Regions from separate parts of the Mus musculus genome. Here region 1 is linked to region 2. A link is a loop called in an ENCODE intact Hi-C map of the cell type or tissue named here. Cell type or tissue: left cerebral cortex. All regions are shown on one strand. Links, peaks and the distances in the headings refer to the core of each region. The heading gives the core; the rest is flanking DNA. Region 1 overlaps Tec (tec protein tyrosine kinase). Region 2 overlaps Corin (corin, serine peptidase).

Evidence for each region. Hi-C counts contacts between places; a loop is a spot of excess contacts. Peaks named below come from ENCODE experiments on the same cell type or tissue, not always from the same donor. Only the 100,000 strongest peaks of a DNase experiment are listed, where the experiment ranks them.
Region 1: a loop joins it to region 2, with 8 times the contacts of the local background. A loop is called at or near these places in 5 of 42 quality-filtered maps.

What each region holds. Positions count from the first base shown.
Region 1 is chr5:72,755,814-72,764,650 of GRCm38, forward strand. It overlaps Tec (tec protein tyrosine kinase), which reads right to left. Exons shown (of 19, transcript NM_001113460.2): 14 at 8,311-8,482; 15 at 7,751-7,967; 16 at 4,530-4,594; 17 at 1,791-1,909; 18 at 1,550-1,707; 19 at 1-566. The coding sequence ends at 483. Among named protein-coding and RNA genes, the nearest start is that of Txk, 7.5 kb to the left of the region's middle. In left cerebral cortex, for the core only: CTCF peaks have their summits at 3,927 (motif pointing left) and 8,194 (motif pointing left); a DNase peak (open chromatin) is centred at 1,718.
Region 2 is chr5:72,345,876-72,354,712 of GRCm38, forward strand. It overlaps Corin (corin, serine peptidase), which reads right to left. Exons shown (of 22, transcript NM_016869.3): 10 at 7,995-8,102. Among named protein-coding and RNA genes, the nearest start is that of Gm23712, 69 kb to the right of the region's middle. In left cerebral cortex, for the core only: a CTCF peak has its summit at 4,626 (motif pointing right); a DNase peak (open chromatin) is centred at 4,650.

The sequences.
Region 1 (8,837 bases), core at 382-8,381, 410 kb after region 2:
TAAGAACAAGTTTGGAAAGAGATGTTTCCAAAACAGAGGATTACTACGTATCCAGGTGGGTTCCTGCTTTTCCTAGAACTCAGTGGTAGACAACACTCCAGGCCCAGGTTTATGTAAAAGCCAAAGGGCATGGAAGAGACGCTGGGACATGACTCGTCCCCATCACAACCACCCTGGCTTTCTGCTAGCATCAGCTAGCATAGTCCCATGTTCATCTCCTGAGGCCTGGGCACAGAGCCTGGTATACATGGCTGGCACTCAAACCCTTGAAGAAATGAGCAAAATGAGTGCTTCAAGTCACCAGCTCTGAGAGACCATCTGTGCAGCCGGCAAAGCAGCCACTGAGCTCAGGCTGGATCAGCAGCAGATGCGCTGGGGCTCCCGTGTTGTAAGCAGAGCAGTCTATACTCCCAGGTGCCAAGAGAATTGCGTTCCGATGGCACACCATTTCTTCCTCTTGCCTTGGAAACTGGGGCCACCATTCATCTTCCAAAAGTTTCTTCACATTCAACTAGTTCATCTATCGTACGCAGCAAGTCTTCAAAGGAAGGCCTTCCCTCTGGTCTCTACAGTTAAAAATCGAAGAGAAGCTATGAGTTTCAGAAGCGGCTCCCCAGAAAATTCTTACTGCTCAAATCCTGCGCGACTCTGCAGAGGCAAGACTCCTGGGGAATGGGGAAACACAGGATGATTTCTCTTTGCCCTAACCAACCCCAAAGCTGCTGGGTTCGTTTTGGAGCCCTTGTCTTACTCATTTTGAGGGCCCTCTGTGACCCCCCACTCCATCTCCTCATCAGCTAACCTCATTTCCCACAAAATTCAGACTAAGCTCTCCTGGCACACACACCATGTTTATAACCAAATCCTCCACTTTGCTCACACTGCTCTCCCTGCTACCACTTCCCACCCAATTAGCCTCTGTGCACCCCAGTCAGTGCTGGTGGGAGGTATTATAGCAAGTGATGGCTTCGGTGCAGGATGGGCCTCTGATGTTCTGGAGGTAACTGGCCCCGGGCAAGTATCACCCTCGTGAGCCTTATGGTCACAGTACAAGCATCTATGCCTCAAAGGGTTACTCTGAAAATGAAATCTAAAGGGTTGGATATGAAATATATGTGAACTGCAGTCTTTCAAGGGTCTCTCTGGGGTTTAATGTCTTCTACGGAGGTGGTATTTCAATGTTTCTAGAGATTAAGTAAGATACCTAGAGACAATGGGTTTAAAGAAAGTGAAACTTTCTACCTCACAGTTACTGGATGGAGAGAAGCAACTTCTCTGGGCTTTTTCCAAGGTCCAGCTATGGGGGGGGGGGGGGGGCACTTGGGAGTGAAATGTCAGCCTGAGTATATTAAGCTAACCATTAGCATTGTTTGTGTCTTCAGAGACTTCTCACTATTCAGCACCGAGACAAAGCTTCCTGCTAGAGTTTGACATTCCTGTGCAAGAGCCAAACCGTCACTGGGCTGCAAGAACTGTACCTTCCCTATCCACTGGGCCCAACCATGGATCGTTTCATAGACCAGAAAACAACACAAAGGAACAGCCGTACCTCTTGCCAGCATCTCAGCATCACCTCATACAAATATTTGGAAGCCAGCTTTGGCCGGTGGAGGCGGTGGCCACGAGTCACCATGGTTACCACTTCGTAATTGGTGTTCTTCTCAAAGGGCATCCTGCCTTCTGTGAATATTTCCCACATTAGCACACCTACAAAAACGATAAGGTTACTCAATGATGAGTCTGCTTCCTCTTTGGAGGGGAGGGGAGGAGACGTGCATCGTGGGCCTTACCAAACGACCAGACGTCTGACTTGCTGCTAAAGCGGCTGTAATTAAACACTTCTGGGGGACACCACTTCACAGGGAACTTGGCGCCAGAAGAACTTGTGTACTGATCATCCAGAACGTACCTAGGATGAGACACACCACGCATGGGTCACACCTTTGCATGTCAGACGTGAGCTTTCGTTTTTCCCCTTACAAAGACAGACCAAGACAGTAACGGCAGTCTAACATGCAACACACACGTTCAGCTCATGGCCTTGCCCAATGACGTCTGTCTAGCTCCTCGGCTTGAGTTAAGAATCTGAAGAGGTGACCCAGTGTGTGGACTTTTATTGTACTGCTGTTTATCTTTCTCTCTTATGAGGTAACAGAGGCAGAATACTATACAACTGTTGCAAACTTATGGGGTAGGGTACGTGTCTTTGTTCTCTGAACAAAATTTTATCCAAAGGCCCTGCATGCAAAATATCTGAAGAAGAGCTGCTTACAGGAAGGGGTAACAAGTAACTAGAGCCGTCCGTGCTCTGAGCCCCACAGTCCCTCAATTTAAAGCTACAGCACACGTAAGCAATGAGAGCACTGCATTAGAAAGATCAGAGGCAAAAGGAGGTTTAAGATGATGGTAATATACCATATTTATATACCAGCACACTGTCCCTACACACACACTCTCAAACCATGCTTTATTCTTTTTCTATCTGAACATTTCCAGATCCATCCAGAAAGACACATGGAAGCTGTAGCATTGACCACTTGTGGGAAGAATCTTTGATGAGTGACAGATGTGAGGACTTCAGCCCCTTCGCTGTATGTGCAGCAGGAATTTATCAGAGGGATTGTTAATGCATTACATATTTATAGGAAGTCAATGCTAAAGCTGCCAGGAGCAAAGATTCAGATGAGCACACCGACTTCCCCTTGAATGGACAAAAATGGTATCTGGTGGACAATGCCACCTTGGGCTGGATCAAATAGTTGTCAGTCAGAGACGTCTGAATGTAGTGCATAAGGAGTAGTTCTAAAAGGACTGGTGGAAAAGTACCAGCTTTCTGCAAGCCAAATATGAAGAATGGCGATAGACAGTGCAGGGTTCCCCTTCAGGTGCTAACTATCTTTACCTAGAGCACATAGAGAGGACTGGGTAATCAGCTTCGAGAATCAGAAACTACTAAAGATAGCATTCAGGCCACCAAAGGCCAGCGTCTTCTTGGGGGTTGGTGTTGGCCCGAAGACCCAACATTGCTCTACTTTCTTGACTGCTCTTAGCTCTGCCTCTGGACCAGCTTCCTTGGCCCTCTTCTGATTCCCTGGGCAGGTCACACTAGTCCCAGACTTAAGGTGGCACCACTATGGTTCTCCTGTGTTGTTCACTCAATGTTCCCATGCAAGAAAAGCCTTTCTGGTCACCAGATCTCCAGCGGCCGTCCCTTCCCCCACTCCCAAGTTAGCTCTTTCACCGAACAGTAGAAGATTTCAGGGAAAGACGAAACAGATAATACAGAGGATTTCAGTATCTGCAGGGCACACCGTCCGTGTGACAGCTCAAGGTTTTTCATCTGCAGTGTGAAAGTGACCACAGATGGTATCAACAGTTAGTCAAGACTGCAAGTTGAAAGTCTCAATAACACTATGTTTTTGGTTTTTTCAATGGACAGAGACTTAGGTTTCAGATAATTCTCAGGTGTCCTGACATGCTTTTAGTCTCTTTTTTAACTGTTTGTAAATAAAAAGTTCCTTTCCGACACATCTGGAGCACAAAAGGCACAGACTGGACTGACAGCCACTGTCTGCTGACCCCACCCTGCTCTGTCACAGTCACTTTCCCCAGGGCTATGTATCTCCTTTCTCCATCGTTTGCACTACATGTGGGCTCAGCCTTCAGTTTACTCACCGATGTGGCTCACAGGGTTAGGCTCCTCACCCAGTAGACACCTGATTTTTAATATATGCATGACTCAAGGGACAGAGGGAAAGGGGAGGACAGACAAAATGCTTCTTAAACGTCTATTCTAACACTAGTAAAAGTAGAAAAACTAAGAGATTAAAAACATTGCGAACAAGGATATACTAAGCACTGAATCACCAAACAAATTGAGAGAGAGATATTATATAGGCTCTACTACCATCTAGTGGAAAGAATTACCAATGCCACAATAGTAATTAGCCTCATTTACCCTTACAACAGTTGAAGAGATTTCCTTATTGCTTTATTGGTGCAAATCATTCCCACATTAAAATTTTAAAGGCAGGATCTCATGTAGCCCAGGCTGGCCTCAAACTTGGTATATAGCCAGGAATGACTTTGAAATCCGGATTCTCCCGCCTCCACCTCTAAGTACTAGATTACAACAAGCATCACTACAACCAGGGCCCGAGGCCTGAGTTTTTATTTCAGTTTGGGGAGGGTTTGCTTGTGGGCAGTTCGTGCATAGAGAGGACAGAGGCAACCTTGGATTGCATGGGCAGGAACGCTGTCTGCCTAGTCTCTTTTCAACGGCTTAGGGTTCATCAATTAATCTGGGTTTTCTAGCCAGAGAGCCTCAGAGATCCACCAGTCTCTGCCTTTCCAGTTCTGGGGTTACAAAGCCTAAGCCACCACTCCTGGATTTTTTCCTGCATTCTGGTCAAACTCAGGCTTGGGAGGGAAGCAATTTATCCTCTGAGCTATTTCCCAAGGCCTTCCCATGCTTATTAATTATTCAAATATAATGTGACCACTTAAAAGCACACAGTACTCAGCCATACCTGGCCATTCCAAAATCAGATACTTTGACAACTCCTGCTTCATTCACTAGACAATTTCTGGCAGCCTGGAAAACAAGATTATGACGTTACATTTATTAAAAGGTCCTGCAAAAAAAGGAACAACAGAAGTTCACTTTCTACTAAATATAATACAGTCCACATCAGAAAGAACTGTACATGTGTTCATATAAACTGTTTACAGCCATACTGAAGGTACCTCCAACAAAAATCTGAAGCAACCTGAAAAAAAGACAGATTAGAAATGTCACAAGGCATTATGGCACTGTCTTTACCAACATCACACTTCATGAGGATCAACGGACATTCCAACCTTCTTCCTGGTCCAGGCCTATTGTATTACTATGTGATTTTCTTACTGATGTTGATAACACTCTTAAGTCTTTAATCTAGATTAAAGATGAATTCTCTCTAGGTAACAGTAGAAACACACAATCATCACAGTGACCAGTAACCTGAGAGTGGTCACCTCAACAGACAGAAGAATGGCCAAGTATAGACACAGGACCTGCTTTATCGTGTATGAGGTTGCTAATATATTAAGACATAATATACTCAGCTGGTAAAACACACACATATGTTATTTGGGGTTTGGTGTATTCTTGAATCCATCAAGAATTACATGAACCAATATAATAATTTGGTAGAATGACAGAGGGCTTCTCAGAAGCAAAATAATGGTGTTTTTAACACCTCAACTGATGGGGCAAGGTTTCTCCCTCACTCGTCGGATGCTTGTTTTTCCTGTGTGATAATTCCCCAGAGCTCCTTTCCTCTGAGCACATTTAAGAGTCTCTCTCAAGTGACAGTTAATGCCCACCTCTTGAATTATCTGCACCTTCCCGGGAGGACAGCCATGGTACTGTCACTTGCAAGCCCATGAAACACTTTACTCAGGGGAAAGGCACATTCGACACTTCCTTTTGTGAGGGCAAAAGTTACGTTTTACGTCTTAAACTGCTGTGCCTAAAAGATCTGTAAAATAAACTTTTCTTTAATCTGTAAGTTTCACTTGTTTCCAGGACAGAAACTTCCTGGAATGCTGAAGACTGTGGCCCGCCTACGACCACAAGCCATGTGTTCTCACTTCTGTAAACAAGGGTGGTTACCCCAGGTGCACAGGATGTGCTTGGTCACATGTAAGCAGAAGGTGTGTAACTGTAGCTGGGAAGTACACTAGGATATATGCTTGTCCCTGATCAGACAAAGTCAAAAGTCTATAGCCTAATAGGTTTGCCTTAATAAGCACTGGGCTTATGTAATTAGCAGGCATTCTCTGGGAATCCCGGGAATGAACTTGGCTAGTATTTACCATGTTGGTCAGAATTTAATAAAGCTTGCTTCAAATTTGGCTCAAAGGTTGTGTTAGTAATCTTATTCTCGCCTGGCAGGATTAATACTTTAAAGGGTGTTAAAACCTTCCAGGGATTTATATCAATATCACTGGCCAAAAAAAATTCAAAACTCACTTTCAAGAAAATAAATTCTGTACAGACAAGTGCAAGTCATGAAAGTATTCCGTCTGCATCCATTCTCCAAGAACAAAACTAGAACGATGCTTAATTCATGAGTTTCTACATGACAATTAGCTGTTGTCATAGCGACACACAATCATCAAAGCTAATGTTATATGTCACATCTAGTTTACAAAGCCCGTTGCCTCTATTAAATGGTATGAACTTTAACAAGATGTGAGCCAAACAATGAAGTGCACATTGCACATCCAATTTTCAGAATGGACTAGGACTAGCCCCACAACACACCGAGGAGATCAAGTCAACCTTGCCAAATCCTCAATTTGTTACTATGCTTTAAATCTAAAGATGACATCGGAGTTACAGTCCTGACTCTAAAGGTAAGTTCTGGGTCCAAACTCCTCCATCTCCCCAGCACCTGATGATATTTTATCCAGTTCTACTCACTTCCTTTGCAGATAGGAATAATATCCACTTCCTTATCAAAGGAGCTTACAGTACAAAAGTAAGGCCTATGTCAGGTGAGGTTAAAACAAAGCACCCTGCTGCTCCTGCTCCAAGGAAACAGATCCACGCTCTATCACAAGGCAGCTAAGGCTAAAGGAGGGTGGACACAATGCGAATCCTGTTGGTTTGGTAGACTAATCAAGGTAGATGGTTACTTGTTACAGTCACAGTGTTGCTTGCTACAGTCACAGTGTTGCTTGTTACAGTCACAGTGTTGCTTGTTACAGTCACAGTGTTGCTTGTTACAGTCACAGTGTTGCTTGTTACAGTCACAGTGTTGTTTTCTACAGTCACAGTGTTGTTTCCTACAGTCACGGTGTTGCTTGTTACAGTTACAGTGTTGCTTGTTACAGTCGCAGTGTGGCTTGTTACAGTCACAGTGTTGCTTGTTACAGTTACAGTGTTGCTTGTTGCAGCCAGTGTTGCTTGTTACAGTTGCAGTGTTGCTTGTTACAGTTGCAGTGTTACTAATTACAGTTGCAGTGTTGCTTGTTACAGTCACAGTGTTGCTTGTTACAGTTGCAGTGTCACTTGTTGCAGTCACAGTGTTGCTTGCTATGGTTACAGTATTATTTGTTACAGTGGTGTTAACTGTGAAGAATGGCTGGGGAGGGAAAGAAAATCAGAAGGAAGAGGAGGAAAACTGAGAAACCCCCCCATCACAGCCCTTTAGAACTGGGTTAGGTTGTTTTCTATTTTTCTTCCTATTATTTTCAGAAGTAATGAAAACTCCCAGAATTCCCTCTTAGTTGAGCTCAGGATTTCTCTGGTAGTTTCTGTTCAGCACTTAAAGTAGAAAGAGCTGGAGACTTGGTCTTAAAGGTCAAGGCTAAGCCTAACTTCCCCATTTCTCACAATAGGCAAGCCTCTTTCACTTCCCCCAAAGCTAACACTCTTATCTATAACACAATGACATCAAATAAATCTGCCCCGACTAGCTATCTCCTGGGAATCTCCCAGAGCTCAAATAATTAATTCAACGGAAACTTGCTTGGGGATAATAAGTCTGTACGCTATTAGATTTAATAAAGGTCTTTTCCTTAGAAATTATCAAGTAAATTATTGAAATTTACCAAGTTTGAAAATAACGAAATCTTGTTAAGGACAAAAACAGGCAACTAATACAACAAAGTTCTCTGTGTAACCCAACGGGACAATGGAATCCAGCCAGGGTGTAGGAAGTCACAGCAGTGGGAGGCCAGGAGGACTCTGGTTACTCACCAGGTCTCTGTGGATGAAGCTGTTTCTCTCCAGGTACTCCATCCCTTCACAGACATCTTGACACATGCTTAGCAGCATGTCTCTGCTGAAATGGCCTTGTCTCTGCCGGAGGAAATTCAGAAGGCAGCCCCGTTCCATGAACTCGGTAACGATGTAGATGGGCTTCTGCTGGGTGCATACACCATAGAGCTGTACCAGCTTGGGGTGTGTCAGCTTCCTGAGGGCAACAGACACACAGAGTTACCACAGGAAAACAAACCAGCAGGCAGGTGTGCTGGGCGGGGCCAATTTTTAATTCAAAAAGGGGAGCTAGAAATTTACATCATGGGATCTGGAGCTATGACTCAGTGGATAAGAACACTGGTTGCTCTTCCAGAGGACCTGAGTTCAATCCCTAGCACCCACAGGATGGTTTCCAGCCACCTATAATTCCAGTCCCAGGAGGATCTGATGCCCTCTCCTGGCCTCTGCAGGCAATGTATACACATGATGCCCAGACATACATGCATTCAAAATACCAAATACACATAAAACAAAGAAGAAGAAGAATAGAAACTTACATCATGACTTTAGCTTCCTCTATGAAATCCTCTTCACACATGGCGCCTTCCCGGATAGCTTTGATGGCCACTTTGTACTGGGCCCGCCACTTGCCAAGCCTCACCACTCCAAACAGTCCGCTCCCCAACTCTCTCATAAAGGTCAGCTCTGATGGGTTAATCTCCCACTTATCTGTAAGACAGACAGGGAAAGGATACTTTTACAAAGGAAACGGCCTAAAGCCATGGGGAAGAGACCAACCCCACAGCCCTGAATAACACAGTAATAATTACTATAAGACCCAGAACAGAATTACAGCCTGTACCCAGACACCCAGACACCCACATACCCAGACACCCAGACACCCAGCCGGCATAGCCAGTGAGAACCACCACAATGGCAACTATTTTAGCAGCGATGTATTTAGTTTTTACCTATGGAAAGTTTTTATAAATAATGATGAGAACAGAAAATCTAGAGTTACTATAAAGTATAATCATCTAAAAACCCATTCTATGAACGCATTAAAAACAGCTGTAAAACTTGC
Region 2 (8,837 bases), core at 358-8,357:
ATCAATAGTCCCAGTAATGCAAACTTTTTGCTTTAGTAGTTCTGGTATCTTGTTAATCACAGCTGATTCTTCAGCCCCAGCTAACCAGAACTACAGAATCTTCACAATCAAAACAGCAATGGCCCTGAAAAGAGTCTTTAATTTTCCCTCTGAAATTTCACAAACCAGAGCTCCATCTTCTGTGGTGTTCTCAACATTATCTTCCAAGCTCCTACACGACATCTGACAGAGCTCTTAACAATGGATGGATCTTCAAGCCCAAAGTTCCAAAGTCCTTCCACAGTCCTCCCCAAAACATGGTCAGATTGTCACAGGAATACCCCACTCTGCTGGTACCAATTTGTCTTAGTCAGGGTTTCTATTCCTGCACAAACATCATGACCAAGAAGCAAGTTGGGGAGGAAAGGGTTTATTCGGCTTACATTTCCATACTGCTGTTGATCACCAAAGGATGCAGGACTGGAACTCAAGCAGGTCAGAAAGCAGGAGCTGATGCAGAGGCCATGGAGGGATGTTCTTTACTGGCTTGCATAGCCTGCTTTCTTATAGAACCCAAGACAACCAGCCCAGAGATGGTCCCACCCACAAGGGGCCTTGCCCCCTTGATCACTAATTGAGAAAATGCCTTACAGTTGGATCTCATGGAGGCATTTCCTCAACTGAAGCTCCTTTCTCTGTGATAACTCCAGCTGTGTCAAGTTGACACAAAACTAGCCAATACACTGACCTAAAGCTGTACTACAGAGCAATTGTGATAAAAACTGCATGGTACTGGTATAGTGACAGACAAGTAGACCAATGGAATAGAATTGAAGACCCAGAAATGAACCCACATACCTATGGTCACCTGATCTTTGACAAGGGAGCTAAAACCATCCAGTGGAAAAAAGACAGCATTTTCAACAAATGGTGCTGGCACAACTGGCTGTTATCATGTAGAAGATTGCGAATTGATCCATTTCTATCTCCTTGTACTAAGGTCAAATCTAAGTGGATTAAGGAACTCCACATAAAACCAGAGACACTGAAACTTATAGAGGAGAAAGTAGGGAAAAGCCTCGAAGATATGGGTACAGGGGGAAAATTCCTGAATAGAACAGCAATGGCTTGTGCTGTAAGATCAAGAATCAATAAATGGGACCTCATAAAACTTCAAAGCTTCTGCAAGGCAAAAGACACCGTCAATAAGACAAAAAGACCACCAACAGATTGGGAAAGGATCTTTACCTATCCCAAATCGGATAGGGGACTAATATCCAATATATATAAAGAACTCAAGAAGGTGGACTCCAGAAAATCAAGTAACCCCATTAAAAAATGGGGCTCAGAACTGAACAAAGAATTCTCACCTGAGGAATACCAAATGGCAGAGAAACAACTGAAAAAATGTTCAACATCCTTAATCATCAGGGAAATGCAAATCAAAACAACCCTAAGATTCCACCTCACACCAGTCAGAATGGCTAAGATCAAAAATTCAGGTGACAGCAGATGCTGGCGAGGATGTGGAGAAAGAGGAACACTCCTCCATTGTTGGTGGGAGTGCAAACTTGTACAACCACTCTGGAAATCAGTGTGGCGGTTCCTCAGAAAATTGGACATAGTACTACCGGAGGATCCAGCAACACCTCTCCTGGGCATATATCCAGAAGATGTCCCAACCGGTAAGAAGGACACATGCTCCACTATGTTCATAGCAGCCTTATTTATAATAGCCAGAAGCTGGAAAGAACCCAGATGCTCCTCAACAGAGGAATGGTTACAGAAAATGTGGTACATTTACACAATGGAGTACTACTCAGCTATTAAAAAGAATGAATTTATGAAATTCCTAGGCAAATGTATGGACCTGGAGGGCATCATCCTGAGTGAGGTAACCCAATCACAAAGGAACTCACAGAATATGTACTCACTGATAAGTGGATATTAGCCCAGAAACTTAGGATAACCAAGATATAAGATACAATTTGCTAAATGCATGAAACTCAAGAAGAACGAAGACCAAAGTGTGGACACTTTGCCCCTTCTTAGAATTGGGAACAAAACACCCATGGAAGGAGTTACAGAGACAAAATTTGGAGCTGTGACGAAAGGATGGACCATCTAGTGATTGCCATATCCAGGGATCCATCCCATGATCAGCTTCCAAACGCTGACACCATTGCATACACTAGCAAGATATTGCTGAAAGGACCCAGATATAGCTGTCTCTTGTGAGACTATGCTGGGGCCTAGCAAACACAGAAGTGGATGCTCACAGTCAGCTATTGAATGGATCACAGGGCCCCCAATGGAGGAGCTAGAGAAAGCACCCAAGAAACTAAAGGGAACTGCAGCCCTATAGGTGGAACAACAATATGAGCTAACCAGTACCCCGGAGCTCTTGACTCTAGCTGCATATGTATCAAAAGATGGCCTAGTCAGCCATCACTGGAAAGAGAGGCCCATTGGACTTGCAAACTTTATATGCCCCAGTACAGGGGAACGCCAGTGCCAAGAAGTGGGAGTGGGTGGGTAGGGGAGTGGGTGGGTAGGGGAGTGGGGGGTGGGTATGGGGGACTTTTGGGATAGCATTGGAAATGTAAATGAGGAAAATCCCTACCAAAAAAAAAAAAAAGAAATAACCCTGGAAATCTGTAAAAAAAAGAAAAAAAAAAAAAAAGAATTGGCATCCTTAACGCAAGTGGTCTTGATTTTACCATCATATAAAGACACAGCAAGACTGCAGCTCTTGGCAAACCATGCAGTGAGCAAGCCCTCCCTTGAGATCAAATCCCAGGACGTTGATTACAGGCTTCCAGCCTCTTGAACTGGGAGGCACACATGTTTGTTATCTATCCCTTGCAGCCTATGGAACTCTGCCATTGTAGTCTGGATTAACTAACACAGTGGCTTAATCCAAATGCTGGGAGCTCAAAGGGTCAGCATAAAACAACCCAGAGTAATCCAAGCCTCCGAGAACAGGTGAGTTTGGGCAGGCTTGAGAGAAGGCAGTAGAGAGTGTCTGTCCCCTTGGTGATCCCAGTTAATACACTATGGACCCCAAGTTATAGAGTTAATCAGACATGTGTTATAAAATTGACCTAAGCACAATGAAGATTCCATGCCTTATTACGAGCAATTATTCAAGTGATTCTTGCTTGTCTGAAAAGTGGTATGATACAAATAGATAAGTAATATGGACTGGGATGAAATAAGCCTCGGGACACTTACTAATCTGGGGATGAGGAGAGCTTCATAGATACAATATTCATAAGGAACCGACCAGATTAAAATGTCATCGACAAAATATGCTCTGAATTTCTGTTTCTAGGGGGAGCTAGGACACCAGGGAACTGACATCATACCAGGTGAAAAGACAAGAAGGCAGAGAAGGCAAGAGTTTGGTCCTTGTTGTCTCCTGTATTTATGAAGAAAGAGTGTGAAGGACCCTTTGTATTCTCTCAGAGTAATAAGCTTAGCTCCTCCCACACTGTGTAATGGTATTAGGGGATAGGGTCCTCAAGAGGTGACTAGGTCATGAGAGCAGTTGTTGGGAATTAGGTCATTGTCCCTCCACACAGGACCTCAGAGAAATCTCCCTCTCTCATCCTAGCATATCAGATACAAAAAGAAGTTGGCTTTGTGTGGTTGAGAAAGGTCCATAGCTGGACTATGCTGGCATCCTTGACCTCAAGCTTCTAGACTCCAGGACTGTGACATATAAATGTCTACTGTTTAAGCCACTTAATTAATTGTAACTTATTATATCTGCTCAGAGTAAAACCATGGGAACTTTCAAATTTTGTGTTCAGATTCTTAAAAGATTTTCTTTTATAGGAATAATATAAAACTCCATAAGCAGTTCATTATCTCCCATACTTTTTTCTCTCTGCCTCTCCCAGAGTCTTTAGAAGAATTTAACGCCCCCCCCCCCCATGGCTTTCCCTACTCACACTCATGCACACAGTCATTTCTAGAGAGCTGTCTTTGCCTTTGCCAATGAAGAATCAGACCTTATTATGAACAATTATTCAAATAATTCTTCTTTGTCTGAAAAATGGTATGATACAAATAAAGAATCGGACCATTCCCACTATTCTCCCTGTCACTTTTGCTACAGGCTTTTTTGCTTGTCACAAGCACCTTCAATTCCAGAGATGAGGAGAAAAAGAGGCCTTTTTCTTCTTCTCTTGATACACTTACAATTTTATAAAATGGAGTTATTCACACAGATGCCACAAGCAATCCTTTTTCTTACACATCTTTTCTTTCCCTTTCTTCCTTTACCATACTAACCATGGCTTAACTTTTTACCAATGTGTTTCTATTAGGTGGTGAACAGATAGTACCATATAGATAATTTCTCTCTGTTCTGACATATGGAGAACAAATCACTTCCTATTTGTCAAAGTGTAACTTTCAGTTTCACTGCCAAGGGTGATGGGAAGATTACATAATGAGCATGCATTATCCTAAAGATCTTTATTGAGTGAGGTAAGGATTGGATCTTATGGTTTTTTTTTCTCTTAAAAGACATTGCTGAACTAGTTAGACTCTTAGATACTCATGCAATCCAAATTCAGTGGCTTTGACCAGTAAGCTTTTATAGCTTAAGCATGAACATGGATGGAGCTGAGTATGAAATAGTCACTAGAGGGCGATCACGTCACAAATTTGAGGATGCTTAGCGTAGACTGATTGGTCCAGCCTGCAAACATTCTGTACAGGTGCAGATAGATCAGGGTCCTGTAGATCAGGTTGAATAAATGACTGTAATGACTTTTTAAAAGCCTGGTGTTCTGTCAATGGCATCTCATTTTCAAAGTCTGCAACAAGAGTGAAAGCGGGACTGTGAACTATACATGTTACAGAGCTGCGAAGTCACTGGGAACTAGGTTCTAAATGATAAGCATTTACAGGAAAAGGTGGCATTTTCAACATTTAGTCATGCCAACCAGACACTCTGCTGAAAGCTCTGAGTCCCTCCCTATCATTATTATTTATAACAGTCTGTGAACTTTCCTACTTCCTGAACTTCAGCAGCAGAATCAGGAGGGTTGCCTAGACTGCCTAGGCCCTGTGGGCTTGGCAGGACTGAAGACAGCTGCTGTGTTTTCTCCTCAGCAGTCACATGATATTTGATGCTTCCTTACTGTAATATCAACAGCTGTAGGTGTCCCATGCCTTGATTCATCAATTGCCACCCAGTACTAATGTGTCAAGTAATCATCTACTCCTTACTCAGCAGGTGGGGATACTTGGAGAAAGACAGCATTCCCCTATCTGCCGTTTTCTACCAGGAGCTGAAATCTTTAACCATTTTGATGTTTGGCTTTTTCATCATGGCCCCAATACTATTTGTTTCTTCTAACTGAAGCTGGTAAAAATCAGACAGGAAGTTTTAGGTGAGAAGGAAGTTATAACTAGGGCAAAGTTATTCACCCCTTCTTCTTCCTTGCTGTTCAATAGGAGCTTTAGAAACAGGTGAGGCGCCATGTTGAAGTAAAGGCAAACAGAACACTGGGAACACAGGAAAACACCAAAGGGGCCCGACAGCCACACCAGGCTTCATAGGGTCTTGATGGATGTGAGTAGAAAGAGGAACTGTGGGAATGATTCTTTCCAGATGCTTCCCCCAGTTGCCTGTGCTGTCTCCTATGAGAGAAAGGTGATGGATTGGTTTCCCTGTGCCATAAGAACATCATCTCTACCTCTACCCCCAATGCAAGGCTATGTCTGAAATTTGCTCCCGGCAAGGCGTGGAGATGTCATGATGCCAGGGAGGCACTGGACAGAATAGTGCAGGGTATTCAAAGCTCTTCTTGTGATGCCATAAGCATGTCAGTACATTGTCTCATTCACAGAGGTGTAAATGTGAGGTTTTGGTTTGTAATGGAAAGTAAACCATGGACTTTCACTAGACTAGTGGTTCTCCTAGCAGTGGGCCCAACCCCTTTGGGGATTGAATGATCCATTCACAGGGGTCCCCTGAGACCATCAGAAAACTCAGATATTTATATTCCAACCCATAACTCCAACAAAATTGTAGTTATCAAGTAGCAATAAAAATAATTTTATGGTTGGGTTGCTACAACATGAGGAGCTGTATTAGAGGGTCACAGCATTAGGAAGGTTGAGAACCACCACTCTAGTGAAAATAGAAATTATAAATACATATAAAAACTGCCTACATCCAGTGTCGGCAGAGACACACACTCGTGTAGCCGAGTCACAGCAGACCACTATGGCTGTCACCATCAACCATGACTTCACACAGGAGTCACTGAGGACATAGAAGATATCCTGAGGCCTGAATCCTACTCAATGCATCTTCAGAAAGCACTGAAAAATGGGGTAATTTTTTTGTGAGATGGTAAGAATTAGTGTCTCCAGAGGCTAGAATCCAAGGAGTGGATGGCTCTGTCCAATGGATATCAACTTTCTTCGCTCACAGCATCCAGGGCATCAAACCAGACACAGTACTGGTCACGTGTGCTAAGCAATCAGCTTTACTAATATATTCCCTGTCTATGTGCCTATTTGTTTATTGTCCCTCTATATTCTAGTTAATTTTGCATTGAAGAAGAGAAAGAAATGTGGTTGGCACATGCCTTTAACCCAAGGACTCAGGAGGCAAAACCCAGCAGATATCTAAGAGTTCAAGGCCAGCCAGGTCTACATAGAGAGTTCCAGCCTAGTTGGAGATACATAGTGAAACCCTGTTACGAAAAAAAAAAAAGGAAGAAATGAGCAATTGTTCCTTGAATAACTTCCTATCTATTATTCCCTGTTCTCTCTTTGCGAATTCCAACTGAAAGAAGCAAACATCACGTAGAGGGGGGGTGGTCAAGAAGCTAAGCACTATTGATGCTAATAATGTTAAGCACTGTAAAATAATCACATTCCCGTCTATAGGAACAGACTTACAAAGGGATAGGCTACCTATCCATCTAGGTAGAGAATCAGGCACACATACACCCAGAGGCTCCTTGAGAGATGTCTACAAGTCAGGTATAGAAGCTGCTTCCAATAATGGAAGGACCAACACCTAAGCCAGTTTTAAATGCCCAGAAGATAAGATCTTCCAGTGTTTGCTGTATGAAAAGGATCATTTATATCCTGGGATATAATTCACCTCAAATGTTACAAGGCCACTGGAAGTCCATGCCTCCCTTAGTCTATTAGACTTAAAGCTTCCCAAGGCCTTGATGGAGAGGATATGTAATATGAAGTAATTCTTAATCCAAAACTGAGGATGGAGGAAACAATTAATTACTCCAAGTGAGAGAAGTGATATAATAACTGAATCTGGGAGGAACAAATCATTAAAAAAAAAAATCAGTCTTTGGAAATTTTCTAGTTCAGTTAAAATTTCCCACAGGAGTTTATTTGCCATTCTTCACTCGTGGCCATTCTGTCTCCCCTCAGCTAATCTACTGGAAAGTAATTTAGAGACAGCCACCTGCTTTCACCATTGCAGCCACCACACTGTCAATGACACAAATTAATGCAATGATTCCCAGACCTTAATTGTCCACCAACGTGTTTGGAACAGTGAGGATGCATCTATCAGAAGCATAAAATGACCAAATTTTATGTGACGGTTGGGATGAATCTCCTAGTTGCTTCTTGGATGAAGTCTCTAGTCTGGAAGCTGTGCTTTTAATAAAAATAAAAAACTAGAAAATAAAAGAAGGAAGATAACATCTGCCTGCAGATGGCTCCACGAAAATAATTTATAGGAACTGATGATGAGGAGAAAGTGGTGGTAATGACATTAAGCAATGCGGATGGATGGCCCATCCGCAGCCACACATTTGTTTCTTATTTCGTTAATGAAGACCATTTTGGTTCTTTTTCTGCTACCACATGCAACCTTTGGACAAAAACAAAGGCCAATGTATGTGCTCTTTTGGAGCAATTCCAACTTCAGGAGTTTATGGCAATGTGGTAGAAAGAGGCTGGGTGTACTGTCTGTCACAGAAATTGCCCGTGTCAGCTGTTGTACTTACTGCAGTTACTCAGGCTGCTGTCTGAGTCACACAGAGAGCTACCAGCACAGGATTCGACGCAGGAACTGCCAAGGCATCCCTGTTCTCCTTCTGGACATGGCGTCTGACCTATGGAAGGGGAAAAACCCAACAGCTTTCATCACCTGCCAATCTCCAACCCTCTGTCTGAAGGACTAAGAATGATGTCTTCTGGGGCTGAAGGATGACACAGCTTTAATTTCCTTCCAATCTCCCTCCCAATATTGAACACATATGGAAAAGGCCTGCTCTGGGTTCATCCTCTCACCAACTAAGTGCAGGCCAGTATCCAAAAGAACTCCGTACAAAACAAAGCCACGGCAAACCACACTGAAGGAAAGAAACAGATGGTTGCTTCCAGTTGGAAAACCATACTCAGTTGTTACATAGGTACCTATACTTAACAAAATGAAGTGCACGTGATGTGAGGCCAAGAGGACCACACAAAGATACTGGCATTCTGGTTTGTAAATGACATCTTACTTATCTGCCCCACCTCTCATCTCTCCAGTTTAAGGAAAAGACTTTCCCTGATAACCAACAGGGCATCAAGGCAAAAGCTCTACTTCAAGTAGAAGCCTTTTATCATAGTGTCAGTCTTTCACTGCTGCTACCCAGACTTCCAGCATCCCTAGAAAGTATCACTGATCTCTGATGACCTAACATCGGGGCTTTTTCTTTCCAAACGAATAGTGGCAGCAGAAGCCTTTGCCCCGATTGCTTTTCACTAAGGTATGTGGAAAGGAAACTGTGTTTGCTGTTGATTTCCGGGTTATGTGTAGATTAAGTGGATAAAGTAATAAATTGCTACCCATTTTCTTTCCA